Regions from separate parts of the Homo sapiens genome. Here region 1 is linked to region 2. A link is a contact called in ENCODE Hi-C or POLR2A ChIA-PET data. All regions are on one chromosome and are shown on one strand. Each heading gives the region's core, a stretch centred on a gene start or an enhancer-like site at or near the end of the contact. The rest is flanking DNA. Distances are from core to core; before and after follow the strand shown.

The links. A loop is a pair of places that touch in the nucleus more often than their neighbours do. ChIA-PET counts read pairs that join two places held with the same protein, here RNA polymerase II (POLR2A). Pooled maps may share reads with other maps.
Region 1: a map of PC-9 shows a loop between it and region 2 (5-fold over the local background). The contact joins two enhancer-like sites. A Hi-C loop is called at or near these places in 7 of 168 maps with a recorded cell type or tissue (CD14-positive monocyte, Caco-2, Calu3 and 4 more) and 5 of 50 pooled maps. POLR2A ChIA-PET finds 5 or more read pairs at or near these places in 14 of 52 experiments (A673, BJ, H1 and 9 more).

The regions. Positions count from the first base shown.
Region 1 is chr12:116,433,404-116,436,317 of GRCh38, forward strand. No RefSeq gene overlaps it. Among named protein-coding and RNA genes, the nearest start is that of MIR4472-2, 6.5 kb to the left of the region's middle. Within about 2 kb of position 1,433, at least 23 of the 41 ENCODE cell types and tissues checked have a DNase peak (open chromatin) inside an H3K27ac peak, as active enhancers do; they include HCT116 and PC-9, where a contact is called at or near this core.
Region 2 is chr12:116,494,111-116,497,152 of GRCh38, forward strand. No RefSeq gene overlaps it. Among named protein-coding and RNA genes, the nearest start is that of LINC02457, 20 kb to the right of the region's middle. RefSeq lists an enhancer at 2,686-3,042. Within about 2 kb of position 1,306, at least 5 of the 41 ENCODE cell types and tissues checked have a DNase peak (open chromatin) inside an H3K27ac peak, as active enhancers do; they include HCT116 and PC-9, where a contact is called at or near this core.

The DNA of each region.
Region 1 (2,914 bases), core at 183-2,682, 61 kb before region 2:
AAGAGAGGACAACGAAATGCCATATGACATCTGGAGCTTCCTTTGGTGACAAAGGACATCATCAGTACAAATGGGGAGACCTGGAGAAAGTTTTCAGATGAGACAATAACGCTGTGTCAGTGTTCATTCCCTACGTTTGATCATTGTATTGTGGTTTTGTAAGACAATGTTGCTTGTTTTTAGGAAATTCAGAGTGAAGTATTTCACAGAGGTGTGATGTCTGAGAAAACAAGCATTTTTCTCCTCTTTATAGCTGTATCTACAGAGACAGGGGTGGGGGGTGGGGGAAGGATACAGCAAAGTGGTAATGTGGTAACATTTGGGAAATCTGGGTGACAGGTACATGGGAATTCTTTGTATTGTTCTTGCAACTTTTTCCTAAGTCTGAAATTATATTTCAATAAAAAGTAAATTGGGTTGGGCACAGCGGCTTACACTTGTAATCCCAGTGCTTTGGGAGGCCAAAATGGGAGGATCGCTTAAGGCCAGGGGTTTGTGACTAGCCTGGGAAACATAGCGAGACCCCCATCTCTACTAAAAAGTAAAAAAAATTATCTGGCTGCGGTGGCGTGCGCCTATAGTCCCAGCTACTTGGGAGGCTGAGGTAGGAGGATGACTTGAGCTCAGGAATTCAAGGCTGCGGTGAGCAGAGATCACACCACTGGGTGCCAGCCTGGGCGACAGAGCAAGACCCTGTCTGAAAAATAAATAAATAAATGCATAAAGTAAGAAGTTAATTAAAAAAAAAAAGGAAAGCAAATCATCATGTGTGCATGGCTGCTCACTAAGAGGAAAGAACCAGCCGCCTGGGGCAGGACTATTCAGGCTCTTCCTGGAAGTCCCTGGCTCAGAGCAGACTCTTGCCCCTTTCCCCTGTCCCTCTGCCTCTGGTGGCACGCATGTGACAAGGAGCCACTGACCAGCCTGGCTGCCCGCAAGGCCTGGAGCCCGGCATCTGGAAAGGATCAGCTGCCACCGCTAAACTCACCCCTCCACCCACAGCTCATTCCCGGAGTCTCTGAAGGCGGGGCTGAGCTTTGGGGGTTTCGCAATAAGAATCCACACATATTCTTCTGAGGAGGCTGTCAGGAAAAAGCCTTCTCGGGACATCCCTGCAAGCACTTTGCCAAGCCCTCAGTGACACCTTTGCCTTCCTTGCTCATCTGAATTTTGGGGGTTCCTGTTCAGAGGCCACAGAGCACAGGATAACAGAGATGATGGGTGAGCAGATCTTCTGTCAGGACACTTCCTGGGTGGTTTAGCTATTTTGTCTGCCTGGGGCAGGGAGAGAGGAGAGGATCCCTACGGCCCTAGGGGCATCATGAAGTCTCTCCAAGCTTTTGTGCTGAAATGTACATTTTACCTCTCACTTCCATCCTTGCTGCACTTCTAATGCAGTGCAGGCAGCTTTCATGGGATTTGGGCCATGCAGGACTCGCAAGCTCAGCAATGCCAACCATGCACGTTTCTGGGCAGAGCTTCCGGAGGGGCGTGGGCTGGGCTGGAAAGAGCCAGGGGTTTGGAATCCAAGCGAGTCAGGAGGGCAGTCTCCGATTCACCACTTCCAGGCTGGGCAGCATTGGTCTAAAGGCTTCTCCTAGGGCGGAGCTTAATACCCCCATGTGTAAAATGGAAAAAAACAAACACACAAAAACAAATACCCCCATGTGTAAAATGGAAAAAAAAAACACACATGTGTAAAATGGAAAAAAATAAACATTCCTATCGCGAATGAAGCGATAGGAAAGTGCCCGGCATAAAGTAGATTTGTAAAAAGAAACAAAACCAATTCTGTTTTTTTTTTTTTTTTGGTTTTTTTTTTGAGACGGAGTATCGCTCTGTCACCCACACTGGAGTGCAGTAGCGCGATCTTGGCTCACTGCAAACTCCACCTCCCGGGTTCACGCCATTCTCCTGCCTCAGCCTCCCGAGTAGCTGGGACTACAGGTGCCTGCCAACACGCCCAGCTAATTTTTTTGTAGTTTTAGGAGAGACAGGGTTTCACTATGTTAGCCAGGATGGTCTCGATCTCCTGACCTCCTGATCCGCCCGCCTCGGCCTCCCAAAGTGCTGGGATTACAGGCGTGAGCCACTGTGCCCGGCCTAAAACAAAACCAATTCTGCAATTCCATCTGCATTTAGTGAACACTGACTCGGAGCCAGGGGTAGCACGAGGGCCCTCCCAGCTGTGGGAGGATTTAGGTTCAAATCCACGCCTCACCTCTGAATGACTAAGGTTAAATTACCCAATGTAACATATGCCTGGTTTCCCTACCTGGTAACAGGTATAATAATAGCATCCACTGGCCAGATGCAGTGGCTCACGCCCATAATCCCAGCACTTTGGGAGGCTGAGGCAGATGGATCACCTGAGATCAGGGGTTCGAGACTAGCCTGGCCAACATGGTGAAACCCCATCTCTACTATAAATACAAAATTAGCCAGGTGTGGTGGCACGCACCGGTAATCCCAGTTACTTGGGAGCCTGAGGCAGGACAATCGCTTAGAACCCGGGAAGCAGAGGTTGCAGTGAGCCAAGATTGCACTACTGCACTCCAGCCTGGGCAACAGAGTGAGACTCTGTCTTAATAATAATAATAATAATAATAATAATAATAATAATAAATAGCATCAACCTCTTAGACTCCTGTGGGGATCAGCTGAGTCCATACATGTAAATTCACTAACAGTGAATGCTTCTGTAGCAGACATTGCAGGCCAGACACGGGTCTACACTCTTTATTAGTATTGCTCCCATTTTACAGATGAGGAAACTGAGGCACAGAGAGACTGGGTAATTTAATAAGAGGCAGAGGTGGAATCTGACTCAGGAGTCTGGGTCCAGAGTCAGTGTTCCCAACCCCTGAGCTCTACAGCCACAGGCATACAGTAAGTGCTCAATTCATGTTAGCTG
Region 2 (3,042 bases), core at 56-2,555:
GGAGGAGGAGGCGGTAGCAGGACTGGGCATCAGTGAGATGAGGGAGATGAAGTTGAGTTGAAAAATAAAATAAAATAAAAGTGATTTCTTGCTTGTGGCATTTTTAGCTTGTGCAAATCGTCCCCGTAATATTTCTTCTTCCATTTTTAAGAAGTTGAACTGTGATGTGGGCACAAGACCTTGGCCAGCCCCATGGGCATAGATGACCTGTCAGAGTTGTCCCTGCCATGGGCCAAATTGGCCAGGTCTTTATATTCCTGTAGGGGTCAGTCACTGGATACAGGCTGAACTGGGAAGGGTACAGCCTGTGCGAGCTGGCTGCAGACAGCAGAGGCAATTCCTGAGGGGGGCTGACAGCTGTATGCCATCTGTGAGCCACCTTCCCAGCAGCTGAACTCTAAGTCCTTCCTTGAAGGCGGATCCAGGTGGCTTATCACCGTGTTCATCACAATGAATAACCATTGACCTGCTAGTTCATGCATCCACTAATTCAGGAAGTTTTGATGAAAAGAGCAGTCCCAGTTAGAACCTACACATAGATGAGTAGGTCTCCATAAGCCAATGCGATTAGCACAACTGAAGACAAAGGAGAAGCCTGGAAAATAAAATTTATATTTCTAACTTTGTTTTCCCTAAGTCAAATGAGATGCATACAACGTATCTCTTGGTCAGCATTAAGATGAATGGGTGAATTGATGAATGAATGAATGAGAGGTTGCAGTGGCTCATGCCTGTAATCCCAGCACTTTGGGAGGCCGAGACAGGTGGATTGCTTGAACCCAGGGGTTCAAGACCAGCCTGGGCAACATAGCAAGACCCCGTCTCTACAAAAGATTTTAAAATTAGCTGGGTGTGGTGGCGTGCATCTGTGGTCCCAGCTACTCAGGATGCTGAGGTGGGTGGATCACTTGAGCCTGGGAGGTTGAGGCTGCAGTGAGCTATGTTTGCACCACTGCACTCCAGCCTGTGTGACAGAGCAAGACCCTATCTCAAAAAATAAAGAAAGAAAAGAAAAGAAGGGGGCATAGTAATAGTGGCCATTGATTATTTAGTGTGCCAGGAGCTCTGCTAAGTGATCTATATATATGATCTCTCAACCTCACAAAAGCCTTTTAGGGTTTTTCACCCCATTTTATGGATAAGGCTTGACTTAATCACCTATTGCTGCAGAACAAACTACCTAAAAATATAGTGGCTTAAAGCACTCACATGGCTGTTGGCTGGAGGCCTCAGTTCCTCCACAGGGACATTCCCACAGGGCTGTCGAAGGCTCCGCATTCCCTGGCAGCTGGCTTCTCCCAGAATGAGTGATCCAAAAGACTCCAAGGAGGAAGCCACAAGGCACTGGGTGACCCTGCCTTGGAAGTCACACAGTGTCACCTAGCCACATTCCTTTACTTAGAAGTGAGTCATTAAGCCTGGCCCATGCTCAAGAGAAGAGGAGTTAGGCTCCTTCTTTTGAAGAAAGGAGTAGCAAAGAATTTGTGGGTATTTAAAACCACCCCAAGGCTCAAGCTATATAATTGGTATTTGGTGAAACTGGGGTTTATCCATTCATTCATTCCATAAATAGCAGCACTTCTGTCTTTGCAGTCCAATGTGGTAGCCACTTGCCACATAGGCTGTTGAACAGTTGAAACACAGTTGATGTGCCTGAGGAATTGTATTTTTTATTTTATTCAACTTTATTTAATTTAAATTTAAAACTAAAAAACTGATTCATTTAACTGTTGGAAAACTTTGACATCTGTTTGGAATAACTTAGCCTCCTTGTAAATTTTATAAAACCTAATAAGATCAAGTATTTCCAGCCGGGCACGGTGGCTTATGCCTGTAATCCCAGCTACTTGGGAGGCTGAGGCAGAAGAATTGCTTGAACCCAGGAGGCGGAGGTTGTAGTGAGCCGAGATTGCGCTATTGCACTCCAGCCTGGGCAACAGGGCAAGATTCTTGTCTCAGAAAAAAAAAAAAAAAAGATCAAATATTTCCAATGAAAATTTAGACCCAAATTGAGATGTGCTGTAATATAAAATATACACTGGATTTTGAAGACTTAGTATGAGCAAAAAATAATGTAAACTACCACATTCACATTTTTGTATTGATCACACGTGGAAATGAAAATGTTTTTGGATATATTGGATTAAATAAAATATATTACTAAAATTAGTAAATTAGTTTTATCTGTTTCTTTTGACTTTTTTTTTTTATTTTAAAGAGACAGGGTGTCACCCAGGCTGGGGTGTTGAGATCATAGCTCACTGCAACCTTGAACTCGTAGGCTCAAGCGATCCTCCCGCCTCAGCCTCCCAAAGCACTGGGGTTACAGGCATGAGGTACCACATGCCTGTACCTTTCTGTTTCTGTTTCTTTCTGTTTTTTAAGGTGGCTGTTTAAAAAATTGTAAATTATTATGCCTGTAACTACTAGCACTTTGGGAGGCCAAGGCGGGCAGATCTCTTGAGGTCAGGAGTTTGAGACTGGCCTGGCCAACATGGCAAAACCCCATCTCTACCAACAATACAAAAATTAACCAGGCCTGGTAGTGTGTGCCTGCAATCCCGGCTACTCTGGAGGCTGAGGCATAAGAATCACTAGAACACAGGAGGCAGAGGTTGCAGTGAGCCAAGATTGCGCCACTGCACTCCAGCCTGGACAACAGAGTGAGAGTCTTGTCTCAAAAAAAATTTTTTTAATTAAAAATAAATAAACTACCTATGTGGCTTATCTTATATTTAGATGAATGGCACTGTATTCCATACTAAATGCTATGGATCCATAGTTCCTACTTTCATGGGGCTTGCCATCAAAAGAAGACAGCTATTAAGTAATTAATCCAAAGACTCAATTGAAAAATGATGTTACAAGGCAGAGATCAGGGGAGCTGTGAGTTTCACAGGGGATCTGGCCCAGATTGGCCTGTCTCCTAAGTAAGCCGGTGATTTGAGAAGGGAGGGAGTTACAAAGCCCAGGCGTGGGAGCATCTGGTGGGAGGTGGATGGCAGAGTCTCTGCACTGGGGGACAAGGCACCAGCTCCCGGG